Regions from separate parts of the Homo sapiens genome. Here region 1 is linked to region 2. Evidence: chromatin contacts called from ENCODE Hi-C or POLR2A ChIA-PET data. All regions are on one chromosome and are shown on one strand. Each heading gives the region's core, a stretch centred on a gene start or an enhancer-like site at or near the end of the contact. The rest is flanking DNA. Distances are from core to core; before and after follow the strand shown.

The links. Hi-C counts contacts between places; a loop is a spot of excess contacts on that map. ChIA-PET counts read pairs that join two places held with the same protein, here RNA polymerase II (POLR2A).
Region 1: a loop to region 2 is called in a map of cardiac septum, with 3 times the contacts of the local background. The contact joins the enhancer-like site here to the promoter of LINC02946 in region 2. A Hi-C loop is called at or near these places in 2 of 168 maps with a recorded cell type or tissue (cardiac septum and psoas muscle). POLR2A ChIA-PET finds 5 or more read pairs at or near these places in 3 of 52 experiments (BJ, WTC11 and activated naive CD4-positive, alpha-beta T cell).

The regions. Positions count from the first base shown.
Region 1 is chr2:105,695,042-105,701,618 of GRCh38, reverse strand. No RefSeq gene overlaps it. Among named protein-coding and RNA genes, the nearest start is that of NCK2, 47 kb to the left of the region's middle. RefSeq lists a silencer at 2,612-2,791. Within about 2 kb of position 3,603, at least 3 of the 41 ENCODE cell types and tissues checked have a DNase peak (open chromatin) inside an H3K27ac peak, as active enhancers do.
Region 2 is chr2:105,605,202-105,611,868 of GRCh38, reverse strand. LINC02946 (long intergenic non-protein coding RNA 2946) reads left to right here and starts at 1,310. Exons shown (of 4, transcript NR_038891.1): 1 at 1,310-1,541. LOC107985929 (a long non-coding RNA gene) reads right to left here and starts at 720. Exons shown (of 3, transcript XR_001739626.2): 1 at 590-720; 2 at 324-477.

The DNA.
Region 1 (6,577 bases), core at 2,354-4,853, 87 kb before region 2:
ATATAACCCATTTTATGACCACCACAACCAAATGAAATAGTTATTATTTTCACCATTACATAGATGAGGAAACTGAGGTTCTCATAGCAACTTTCTCAGTGGTACACAGCTTGTAATCGGAAGAGTTTAGAACGGAATCCAGGTCTCCAACTCCTAGCCACAATGTAGACTATCTCACTGGTATCTTCTGCAAGAAAAAAAAGTACTTAATTTGCAAGTTCTCAAACTTTTCTTCTACCAGAAATTAGCACTGTAGAGGGCAAATTAAACAGTTTAAAAATAATAAACATCAAAAGAGAACATGACCTAAGTTTGGAAAGAGAAATCTAAATTTGCTGCCAAGTGATGGCCTCAGCACTGAAGCCTGCTTGCAGCATCTGATGCAGCATGCTGCTTAGAATAGGCATCTAGTTCTATTTTTAGGAATCGCCCCTCCATGTCAAATCACGTAAAACACATTCCTGTGTCCTCAGTATTTTTTAAATGTCTCTGACTATTTTAGCACCTGTGGGAAGTCTTATAAGAAAAAAAATTGCAGGCATTGAAAAAATAGATTTTCGATTATATTCTGCATAGGTGGCTCACATCTGTAATCCCAGCACTTTGGGAGGCTGAGTTCGAGAACAGGCTGACCAACATGGCAAAACCCCGTCTCTACCAAAAATACAAGCCGGGCATGGTGGTTCATGCCTGTAATCCCAGCTACTCGGGAGGCTGAGGTATGAGAATTGCTTGAACCTGGGAGGTAGAGGCTGCAGTGAGCTGAGATTGGGCCACTGCACTCCAGCCTGGGTGACAGAGCAAAACTCTGTCTCAAAAAAAAAAAAAAGTTTAGATAAAAACATTAAAAAATCATTTCAGCTTTGTGGGTAACATGAAAATAAATATGCACTTTTATATGTTACTCTTTTTTCAACTAAAAAATAATTTGTGACATTTCAAAATAGTAATAATGTAATGAACATTTCTGTCATAGTAAATAACTTTAGCTACTCTCCCAAAAGTCATTGAGTATTTCAGAACTCCCCCAGGACTGAAACATGTTGCCAATGAACTTGACTATTTCAAAGACAATGTCTTCTAGTCCCTTGACTATGCTGTAACCATACAAGATAAGCTTCTCATGTCAATGAAAATTTACCCCTTGGAGAGATCCAAATAGAGATCTCTCTTTGGATGCAAGGTAACCTAATGAGATATTACAGATATAAGAGGAGGAAGATGGTGATGCAGCTACAGTTAAGGATTGTGGTGTCCAGAATCCACTTTAGACAATAATTGGAGGCAGAAATAGGATCACTGTGGAGCTCACAGGAAGGAGGCAATAGCGGTGTGGAATGCTGTATTTCATAGATTCCAACACATGCATATTTTCCTATAGTAACATCTCTGACGTTGTGATGTGTACTGCAATCAACAACACCTTCCAGTTGACAGCTTGCCACAGTTTATTTATCAGCGATTTTTTTTCTTCCTTAGTGGCACAGAAAATAATGGTGCATCTTACAACTGCTGGTGTCCTCAATGTGATGAAGAATGAATACTTATTACCAGTGAGAAAAGCATGGAGGACCTTAATGAGGGGCAGGTGGCCACTGTTCACACTCACTGTTAACAGTTAATTGTGATTATGGCATGAGAGCCTAGCACACAGGCTTCAGTGCAAGGTGAGACGGATATAAAGTGTTTGAGGAGGAGAAGGAAGGTAAAAAAAAAAGATGATGAGGCTGCCTCATTTACCATTAAACTGAGGAAGGATCTAGCCCTGGACTGGCATGAAAAATTGTCATATTGCTTCATCTCCCAGAACCAAAGAAGCTGTTTTTAAAAAATAATAAGCACATTCTTTGTATTTGCAGTACGGCCTGAAAACTAAGTAAATCAAGGTTTTCACAGAAAATGTTGAATTGTTTTGAACACAGCATTTGTACTTATTGATTGTGATTTGTAACAATTAATTAATACTCAGATGTAACAGCTAAACAAAACACTGCTCTTCTACAACATGATTATAGAATTGATTTTCTACAAAACATTTTAAAGGAATGTGAAGTTAAATAGCTAGGAAGATGTAAGGAGGCTGGGTTTAGAATTTGAACTGGAATCAATTCCAGCCTTTTTAATTTGGAAAAGTGGTGGCAGGATGCAAGTCTGTGGCACCAGAGACACTTGACCTAGTATCGCCCTAGCCTGCGCTTCCTGCACTGAGTGGGAAGTTGGATGAGAGGACTCAGGTCTTTCACTTGTACATGCCTATAGCATCATTGGAGACCGTTGTGTGAAAAAGCTGCCTGGGTCACCAACTCTCATATAAAGTAAAGAGGAAAAAAAATCCCACAGCCACTGGTCTTCAAAGGACAGACATGTGGACCTGGTTGGGATGGGGTTGAGGGCAGACTTAAAAAGCTTCATGCAAAGGCTCATCTGAGATGGGCTTTGAAGGTGGGACTGCATGACATGCTGATGGGCAGGACAGATGGATGTATTCCACAGAGGAGGCAAATCATGTGCTAATGCAAAGTGGCAGGGAACCTGATCTATAGGACAGTGGCCCTCAGTCGTGGCTGTATATGGGAATCACCTGGAGTGCTTTAAACAAGCCATGCCTGTGCTGGGGGCTTCCCCTGCCCAGCCAGATCCTTGCCATTGGCACGGGCTCTGCTGGTGCACAGTCATGCAGTTCTTCCCCACTCCAGGTCCACTGAGTCAGAATCTCAGAGGCTGGGGTTGAGACAGTGATATTTAATTTTTTTTCAAGTTATTCTATTCTGCAGTCAGAGTTGAAAGACTTATGACTTTTGGTACAGCGGGTAGAAAAGTGTAACTGAGGTTCAGGCTACGAGTTAGGAAGATCAGAGAGCAGAATGGAGAAGTGGATTGGGTTCATTTACCTGGGGGCATTTATCCTCATTTTGTTCTAGAAGGAAAAGTCAGGTCAAGAGACTGGTGATTCAGAGGTTGTGGTCAGCATTAAGGGACTCAAGAGATAATAAGGCATCGGGACAGTGTCAATAGGGAGCAGCCCCTCACCCCTAGATCTGGGGAAGGAAGGGGCAGAACCCTGGAGGAGGGGCCAGCCAGCAGGGCTGTGCTCTTGAGGGGATCCAGTCACTGCTCAGTAGCACTGAGCAGGGAAGTTGTGGGCAAGACAAACGCCACCTCTTTCTCTTCTTGTCCATCAATCTCTTGTTGCTTCTTCCAGTTGGTTGAGCCCAACCAGAAGCCACAGGGGAGAAAGCCCAGGCAATTCTGCCCTCAGAGATCAGCCTCCTAGAGCCCTGGGATGAGTATGGGGTGGGGTGGAGGGAGGCAAATGGATTATAACCAGCACAACACTAAAGGCACGGTTGGAAGTTTTGCCTAAATTCAATAGGCAATGGTAAACCGCTGGAGGCTTTTGAGTGGGATTGTGATTAGAGCCATGCTTTTAACATGTTTAAACTGTCATGATATTAAAATTAATGTAAGTGAGGGAAAATATTGGTATGTAGGTTGGTTAAGGCCAGGAGGAAGCAGGAGATTTCCTGCATGCACGCCAGCCTTGGCGCTGCTCTGCCAGGTCAGAGGCTCTCCCCAGGGCTGATAATGATGGCTGGGAGTGTGGGCGATCTGCTGGCAGCTGCCGTGACCTTGGCCTGCCTGTGCAGTTTGAGCTTGCTGCAGATACTCTATTCTGAAGAACAAAGCCCTGTCTGTTAATTATTCTTCCAGTCGCTAAGGGAATTAACCAAGGTTTATGGGATTGATTCAACTCTCATCAACATGAAAGCACTAGGAAAATGTTGGCGAACACACAGGGGCATGTCGATTCTGGATTCCTGCGTGGGACTCAGGAATGGATGGTTCCTTAAGGGATGTGTGGGAGGGGGGTCTTTTCCAACTGAAGCCACCCTGGGAAAATGCAGTGTTGGGAGGAGAATTCTGGTCCAGCAATGTGTCTCTCCACTTTTGAATGAGAAAAACTCCTCTGTAGGCTTTTCAGTAATGAGCATCTATGAATTGGGGAATCAGATTATCAGAACTGAGTGCCTGCGGTTGGGGATCCAATCAAGGCATCTTCTTTTGCCTGAAATGGGCTGGTGAAGTCTATTCATAAAGGAAGAGCTAACATGTAGAAGAGAGGGAAGAACTCCCAATGCTCTTCTTGGAGTAAGAACCAAACTAAAAGGGAATATTATACAGATCCTTGTTTTCGATCAACATGTGCAAAAACTCCAACACTCAAAGTTGCCCAGCAAAGGAAAGGGCTGTCTTATGAAATGGTGAACTCCTCATCTTTTTAAGGACCCAAGCAGATGTCTGGCAGCTACTTTTATGACTGATATTTTGGAAGGCATTCCTGCAAGGGCACTAGAGCAATGACCAGGTTAGGTGACCCTCTGTTAGGGACTGAATTGTGTTCCCTTTCCCATGCCAAATTCATATGTTGAAGCCCTGGGAACTCCTAGTAACTTAGAATGTAAACTTGTTTGAATTAAGGTCTTTAAAGAGGTAATTAAGTTACAACATGGTCTTTTGCATGGGTCCTAATCCAATGTGACTGGTGTCCTTATAAGAAGAGGAGATTAAGACACAGAGGGAAGACCATGTGAAGGCACAGGGGGCCTCAGAAGAAAACAACTCTGTCACCATCTTGGTCTCGGACTTCTAGCTTCCAGAACTGTGAGACAATAAACTTCTGTTGCTTAAGCCACCCAGTCTGGCTAAGACCCCCTCAATCTTTCTAAGAGTCTATTCTTTGACTTGAAAAATATTTAGAAAAGCTTATTCACTGGAGTTCGGAATAACACTACAGGATAACAAGTCCCGGTGTTTAATAAAACAGCAGGAGCCTCAGGCTGCAGTTGCATATTACTTAGCTTCCTAAATAATTGAAATAGGAGGGTATCACCGAGAAGAAATCACTTACAGGATATATTCATTCATTAAGCAATATCTGTTGTGGGCTTTCTGTGTGCCAATAACATCAATTCAAAGCCATAAGCAATCAGTTGGCCTGTTTGCAGAATGCAGAGAGATGACTGGGATTTACTCCTCAGAAGGGCAGGCAGGAATATCCAGGCAGGTGGTCGCTGGATATCTGGGTATCTGGGTATTAGGATGTATGAGCAAATGGCTCTTGTGTGAAAGAGAGAATTGGCTTTTCTCTGCATCTCTGTAACTAAGAACAATACAGAGAAGTTCTGAGAAGTAGATTTTAGCTCAACATCAGGGGACCTATCAAACTCTCAAGTTCTGCAATGCTGATACGGCTTCTGTTGGGGTGAAGAGGGATTTAAGTGTTGGCTTTACAATTACACATGGAGATGTTCTAGCATGGTTCAAGTATCAGAAGTGAGACAAACTAGAACATCTTAAGGAGCTTGCAACCTTGTCTTTCTATGATGTTTGAAGACAATCATACCATCATACTATCATACCATCCACAATGGTGTGATAGAAAGATGGAAGTGGGAAGGCCTCTTGTGAAGCCATTGAAATAACTCAGTGCTGAAAGCCAATAGATCTTCATGAGACTACGCCACGCAACTGGGAAGGAAGAACTAGACAGAGTGAAGACAAGTGGGCTCCCCAGCTCCATCTCCACGTCACTCTGCTGGCTTCCCCATAAAGTTGATCTGTCCGGTTTGCATCAATGGGTTCCATGCCTTCTGGCATCTGGTTGGCTTTAGCCAATGAGGAGCCCAGCAGGGGACTGGAAGGAAGGAGCAGGAAAGGGGTTGGGATATTTATTTCCTGGTTCCCCCCACATTAACAAAAAGGCATGATGGTCCTCTCAAAGTGGCCTGCTCCGCACGACTCTCTCCCCTCCCAGGCTCTGCGATGTCTCCCTCCCCTCCTCCCGCCAGGCCTGGAGGTGGGAGCTGGATGGCAGTCTTGCAGCTGTTGGCCTGAATTCCCGTGCTTACCCCTCATGGCTCCCTACCCTTCACCATGCCTTCGAAAAAGGTCCCTTTGTAAATAAAACCTCCTCCCATTATCCTTGTTTGAGTGCACCATCTATTTTCCTTCTTGTTTTTCCTGACCCCCACAGACTGTATGACTGGATTTGGTCAATGATAAATTTTGTGTAAATTAGTGCATTTCAAAATACACTTTTCGGGGAGTTGTGGGGATAGGGAGAGTTTTGTCTGTGGCTAATCAGAGCAGCTCCATTAACCTCTTGGGCTACTCTCTAAAATTCCATTTGTGGCGGAGCACAGTGCCTCACACCTGTTATCCCAGCACTTTGGGAGGCCAAGGCAGGTGGTTCACTTGAGGTCAAGAGTTCGAGACCAGCCTGGCCAACATGGAGAAACCCCGTCTCTACTTAAAAAAAAAAGTACAAAAATTAGCCAGGCATGGTGGCACACGCCTGTGATTCTAGCCGAGATCATGCCACTGCACTCCAGCCTGGGTGGCAGAGTAAAACTTTACCTCAAAAAAAAACCCCAAAAACAAAATAATAAAATTCCATTTGTATGAGGATTTTACAACTAAGACTCAGTGTGAAAGTTTTGGGCAAAAAATAAAAATAAAAAAACAAAACCCCAAAAATGATGCCCTAATTTTAAGTATGGATCCAGAATTGAAATCA
Region 2 (6,667 bases), core at 61-2,560:
CCACATTTCAAAAACCTCATCTGGGTTAGAAATGTAGGTATGTCCTTCACTGATGAGGTTTGGAAACATTTTGAAATCTCATTTTTAAACAATAAAGAAATATTTTTACGACACTTTAAAAAGTTTTAATTCTAATTGTTCATTATGTCACTAATGTGTCATTCGCTTGGCTATAGTAGTTGGATTTTTCTGAAACGTTTTGGTATATTATTTTCTTCACATTTGTGACTTCAACATAGTAACCAGATTGTCCTATATTTTGTTGGGTTCCTTTGTTGTAGTCTCTGAAGGCACATTTTTTTTTTCTTGTTCTCTAGACTCACCTTTTACTCCAAATTTCCATATTTCTCTTTATCTCTGATCCTCTTCTTGGGAAACGTGATAGAGGGAGCAAAGTCTGACAGGCTGATTTAGACATCTCAGAGGGTTGATTCAAAACAGTAGTTCTGTCTGTCAAACACACTTCAATGGTGCTGCCTGCAAATACAGAAGAGGGATATGGAATGGGAGGGCCGGGAAGGGATGGGAGCCCAAAGCCCGGCAGTGACCACAGAAGGATGAATTGCAGTGAATCCTTTATTTTGCTGACCTCTTTGCACAGATCATTTGTGTGTTGGTTCTGGTTTAATATTCCAGGTGACTCATGCTTGGGCAGATTCCCTCATCCCTGGTGCCAGCTTCCTCTGAAATATGCTGAGCATCGGCCTCACAGGTGTGAAGAGGAAAGGAATAATTAGAGATTATCCAACAGACTGTGCAGAGTGCTCCATGAATGTAAGGTACACAAATAAAACAAAATTAGCCAAATCCTCTCTGCAAATAAAAAAGTCATCCCTCCAATATTTGCCTAGAGAGGAGGCAGGCCTGACGGGAGAAGCAGGCGGCTTTGTCTGCGGAGCGTCCTCTCCCACCGACCACAGCAAATATTTCCTGTGCTTTCCGTCTCCAGGGTCAATTTCAGCCCTCTTACAAAGGCTCAATTTACGTTAGCAAATTCCAACTCATGAAAGCTCAGTTGTTCCCCTTGCAAACTAAAAATGGAAACCTCTAGTTTGCTGCTTTGGGCTGTTTAGTTGAAGGACGGCGTCATGGGGTTTGCTCTGTGTTCTGCGGTGTTTGAAGCAAAAACCGCCACAGGACCCTCGTGCTTCTGGAAGGAGCAGGCTTGCTCTATCTAAGCTGTCTCCTTCCGGTTCATATGACGGCAGCAAAGAAGTCAGGCCAAGTTCATTCACACCCAGACTGAGGCCCTTATCATCTGGGCTTTAAGAACTCTGTTTCTTGTTGCCATTATTCATCCTGGGAGGCATCCGGCTGCACCTCGGCTCCTTGCTTCCTCCGCCTCCCCATCTCTTTTAAGCAGGTTAGAAACAAATCAAAAGACTCATCCTTCAGAAATCTAGACACGAGGGAAACAGTGCAAAGCTAGTCTAACCTGGCCTTAGGATTTGTTCTGCTCAGAGCACCACCAGGCCTACTTCATCTGTCTGCTATGTTCTTCATTCTGTGCAATATCAAAACGGAGAAATATCCATCACATGGTAAGTTTAGCAACACTCTGCTCTCAATTAACAACGATAAAAGGGTGTGGCGCAGCATGCATTTCGCAGGGTCACATCGCAGAAGGTTTCATGCACAAATATCTCAGCTTATCTAAAGCAGAAAAGCCCAGCTGGGAAGCCTTGGCAGCCCACCTGCCTCGCAGGCAGAGCCAAACGCCCGCAAGAGAGGCTGCTGGTCCCATAGAAGGAGCAGAATTCTCTGCTTTCAGGACCTGGCCAAATGAGAGCCCTCTTCTGTCAGAATGTTCACGTAAATGGGAAGCTTGTATGAAGCCATAAACAAAATGAAAGAGAGGAGGGTGCACTTTCCTTGGGGCTCAGGTCAAAGGTCAAGTGGCCAATCAGCCAACAGCCTCCACTCACATAGAAGTGTGCCGGCTTCCCAGGCCTCGCCTCCCCCAAAGTGCACCCCCTGCTTGTTTCCAACATCCTCTTTCCAGGCCTCTTTGGGGTTTAGTCACAAGCGCTTGGAGAAGCAGTTGCTTGATGAGAGCTGCCTGTGGGGAGTGTAGGGAGGGGAAGGGTGCAGGCTAGAGGCCTGGGTAGTGAGGGTGACGATAGGGGCTGCGTGGCCCAGCCCCTGGGGCAGCGTGGCCCAGCCCCTGGGGCAGCCTGAGCCTGGGAAGATTGAGCACCCCACAACAGAGAGGGCCCAGTCTGAGGGCTCCAGAACATCTTGAGGAAATCACGGTGTTTAGTGTTATTTGTGAAAGCTTTGCAAATGCCAGTCACTCAGCAAGCCTGTTCATTTCCACGGTGTCCATGGCGAGGCAGGACTTCTGCAACACCAGGCAGCACAGAGAAAGTGCTTGGGATGCACAGGGCAGAGGGCAGCCTGCTGTTGGGCAGGGTCCTGGGATCCACAGGGCAGAGGCCGGTCTGCCGTGGGGCAGGGTCCTGGAAGCTGCTCCTCCCATCCTATCTCCATTCACACTCAAGAAAATATAATAATTGTCTTCTAAAGGGTATCTTGAAGGCCAAAGGCACCAATGTTTAGCCTTCTGGTCATCTCCAATTGTGTTTGTGAGGGAGTCTACCGTGGCTCCCTACTCCCACCCTTGGCAGAGTTGGGGACCCCCCTTTTCATGCTTATACATGAATATATGTTCCTGCCAGGAGCTCAGAAGTGCTGCTGGGAATAGAGGAGCTTGAGGTCATTGACCTCCTGGAATCCCAGCACTTTGGGAGGCCAAAGCAGGGTGACTGCTTGAGCCCAGGTGTTTGAGACCAGCCTGGGCAATGTGGCAAAATCCTGTCTCTACAAAAAAAAAAAAAAAAAAATTAGCTGAGTGTGGTGGTACGCATCTGTGGTCCTAGCTACTTGGGAGGCTGAGGCAGGAGGATTGCTTGAGCCCAGGAGGTTGAGGTTGCAGTGAGCCGAGATGAGGCCACTGCACTCAGCCTGGGTGACAGAGTAAGACCCTGTCTCAAAACAAAACAAAACAAAAAGAAAAGAAAAAGAAAAAAAATCATTGATCTGAAAAAAAGGTGCCCAGAATAAATCATAAAGGGAAAAGGCAGGTTTCAAAGTGCCATATGCAGTACAATCCAATCCTCGTGAAGAAAAAAAAAAACTGTGATGAAGAATTTGGAAATGTATACAGCAAAATCTGTGATCTTTATTTTTCTTTTAATAAAGCTATTCCTACTACCTATCCTCCCCCAAATAATTCTTTCATTGCCACTGTAGTAAAATATAAAAATAGGTATCAATAGATAGCAATTGAGTGTATTTCACAACAACGAGAGGTGGGCAACGCCTGGATGGCCATGTCTGAGGAGCATCACGAATAGGTGACTATGGACCTGCAGAGGAGAGGTTGGGGAGGGAGAGCATGGTATGCAGACGTACCTTCTCCACCCTGATTTGAGGTCTCCTCGGTAACCTGGGTCATAAAACAGAGTATTAATAAAGTTGGTGGATGGAAGAGCAAGAGCACAGGAAGGAGGAGCCAGAGGCAGTAAGGTCAGCTGTACACTCGCCAGAGAGTAAGTGCCAACAACTGGCACAAGCATGAACTGGCAAACATCAAGCTGGGAGTGTGGCGTGAAGAGAGGGGGCAGAGCAAACACAGGCTGCAGTGGACACATACACATATTTCTTGACTATGAGGATGAGTGAAAAGAAGAGGCTGGCAATTGTATGATGGTCTTCTGTCTTCATGCCAGATGGGCCAGGGTTCACCCAGGGCTGTGGTTTAGAGTCTTATAATCAAAGCAAGTGATAACACCTAGAGTGAAACCCCACAGGGCTGGGAGCTGCAATAGTGACATGTGAAAGCATAAGCTCTGGGGCAAAAAGCTTTTCCATCTCAGAATTTCTACTTCTTTTTTTTTTTTTTTTTTTTTTAAGATAGAGTCTCACTCTGCTGTCCAGGGTACAGTACAATGGTGCAATCTCTGCTCACTGCAACCTTCACCTCCCTGGTTCAAGCAATTCTCCTGCCTCAGCCTCCCCAGTTAGCTGAGATTATAGGAGCCCACCACCATGCCCGGCTACTTTTTGTATTTTTAGTAGAGATGGAGTTTCACCATGTTGGCCAGGCTGGTCTCGAACCCCTGACCTCAAGTGATCCGCCCGCCTCAGCCTCCCAAAGTGTTGGGATTACAGGCATGAGCCACGGTACCTGGCCTAAAGAAGCCTTTCAAAAATATCTCTGGGTCCAAAAAGCCTTTTGGTATCTTTTTTTGAAAAAAGCCTTTCAAAAGTAGTTCTGGGGCAAAAAGCCTTTCAGTATCTTAGTTGAAAGGAGAAAAAGTCAGGTTGGGACACTTAATAAAAATATTTAAAATAGGACAAATGAGTACAGAAAATAATATACTCTCATCATACCATTACCCAGATTTAGTAAATTAGGTTCAGATATTTTTTAAGGAATGGAAACTACAGATGCAATCGAATTGCCTTTGGCTTCTTGATGTCATTCCCTTCCTTCCCTCACTAGGAACTAACTATGCAGAGGTTAGTGAATGTTCTTCTTGATTATGTTTTTATACTTTTCCTATAGATAATATTGACATGTTCCTCAGACACACAAATATTCTTGATGAGATATAGCAGGATATAATAGTGTTTGCATAAAATAATGGTGCTTGCAATAAGCTTCTCTCTTGTGGGCAATATTAGTTTGGTTTTTTTAAAGTTCTTTATATCCATGAGGAGGGGAAAAAATCACATTTTGAAGAGAAGCCTTACCGATTCATAGATTTACGAGTTAAAGGAGATAAGAGATTCCTTTTGCAAAAGACATAATATACCAATTTTAAATAATTGGTTTAACTGATATAATTTTGCAACTTGCTTTTCTCCCACTTGACATTATGTTTTTGACATTCATTCATGATGAAGTATGCTGCTTTAGTTAATTAACTTTTAATCCTGTGTGATAAGTATAGTATTCTACTGTATAAATATACTATAATTTACCTATTTACTGTTAATGGACATTTTGATTTTTGCCTTTTCTTCTGATATAAGCAATGCTACAATGAGCACTTTTATACATGTGCCATCATGGCCAAGTGTGAGTTTCTCTAGCATGAACCATGAAAGCAACACTGCTCGGGTAGACGATACATACTCATCTTCCCCTTAACCATCTATTGCCAAATTGTCTTTCAAAGTCTTGAGCCAGTTCACGCTTCTGCCAGCAGTTTGTGAGTTCTCATTTCTCTACATCTTCATCAATACTTTTGAGTATAAACTAAAATAACTCATTTTTCTTATTACTAGTGAATAATCATGTTTTCATATATATAGGCTATTCAGTTTTTCTTTTCTGTGTTTTATCCATTTATATCCCTTGCTCATTTTTTCTATTGGCCTGTTTATAGCTTACTGATTTGTATGAATTTTTTACACATACTAAGTTCTAATCCTTTTCTGGTTATCTAAATTGCAAATCTTTTTCTAACTGGTGACTTGCCTATTCACTTTGTTTATGGTGGCTTTTCATATGATAAATTTTGGGGCCAGGTGCAGTGGCTCATGCCTGTAATCCCAGCACCTTGGGAAGCCACGGCAGGAGGATTACTTAAACCCAGGAATTTGAGACCAGCCTGGGCAACAAAGAGAGACCCTGTCTCTACAAAAATAAATAAATAAATAATAAAAAAATACAACATTAGCGTGGCATGGTGGGGCACTCCTGTAGTCATAGCTACTTAGGAGGCTGAGGCAGGAGAATCCCTTGAGCCCAAGGGTTTGAGGCTGCAGTGAGCTGCCGTCACACCACTGCACTCCAGCCTGGGCGACAGAGCAAGACTCTGTGTCTAAAAATAAAAATGAATAAATAAATAAAGTTTACCTAATTGTAGTCAAATACATCAGTCTTTCCCTTTCAGTTTTGGGTACATGTATATGGCATAAAGAGATTTTTTTTTTTTTTTCAAGACAGAGTCTTGCTCTGTAGCCAGGCTGGAGGTCAGTGGCACGATCTTGGCTCACTGCAACCTCTTCCTCCTGGTTTCAAGCAATTCTCCTGCCTCAGCCTCCTGAGTAGCTAGGGCTACAGCTGCTCGCCACCACACTGGCTAATTTTTATATTTTTAGTAGAGACAGCTCTTTACTATGTTGGCCAGGCTGGTCTCAAACTCCTGACCTTAAGTGATCCGCCCACCTCGGCCTCCCAAAGTGCTGGGATTACAGGTGTGAGCGATTGCGCCTGGCCTATATTTTCTTGCATTTTCTTCCAACTGTTTTAAAGTTTTGATTTTGCATTTAGATTTTTCATACCTCAGAAAGTAATGTATTTTCTCCCGCACTGAGTGTTAATTTTCCAAGCACCGTTTGCTGAGTAACCTGTCCTTTCTGCAATGTATCACGCCGTCTCTGTTATAGCCCGAGCCTCCATATGCCTGAGGCTGCTTTCAGATGCTCTGTTCTGTTCTATTTCCTTTTTCTGTATACTTTGCAACATTTATTTTTTTGCAGGGCAAGTCTCCCAACTATTTTCTTCTTGAATTTTTATGTTCTTAGGTTCAGAAATTTTTTTTTTTTGAAAACTGGTCACTGGTTTCTGTTTCCTTTAGGGGTATGACAAAGTATCAGTTAGGAATCTTTCTCTTCCAAGGAACAAAAAGTGCTTCTGACTATTTTAAGCAAA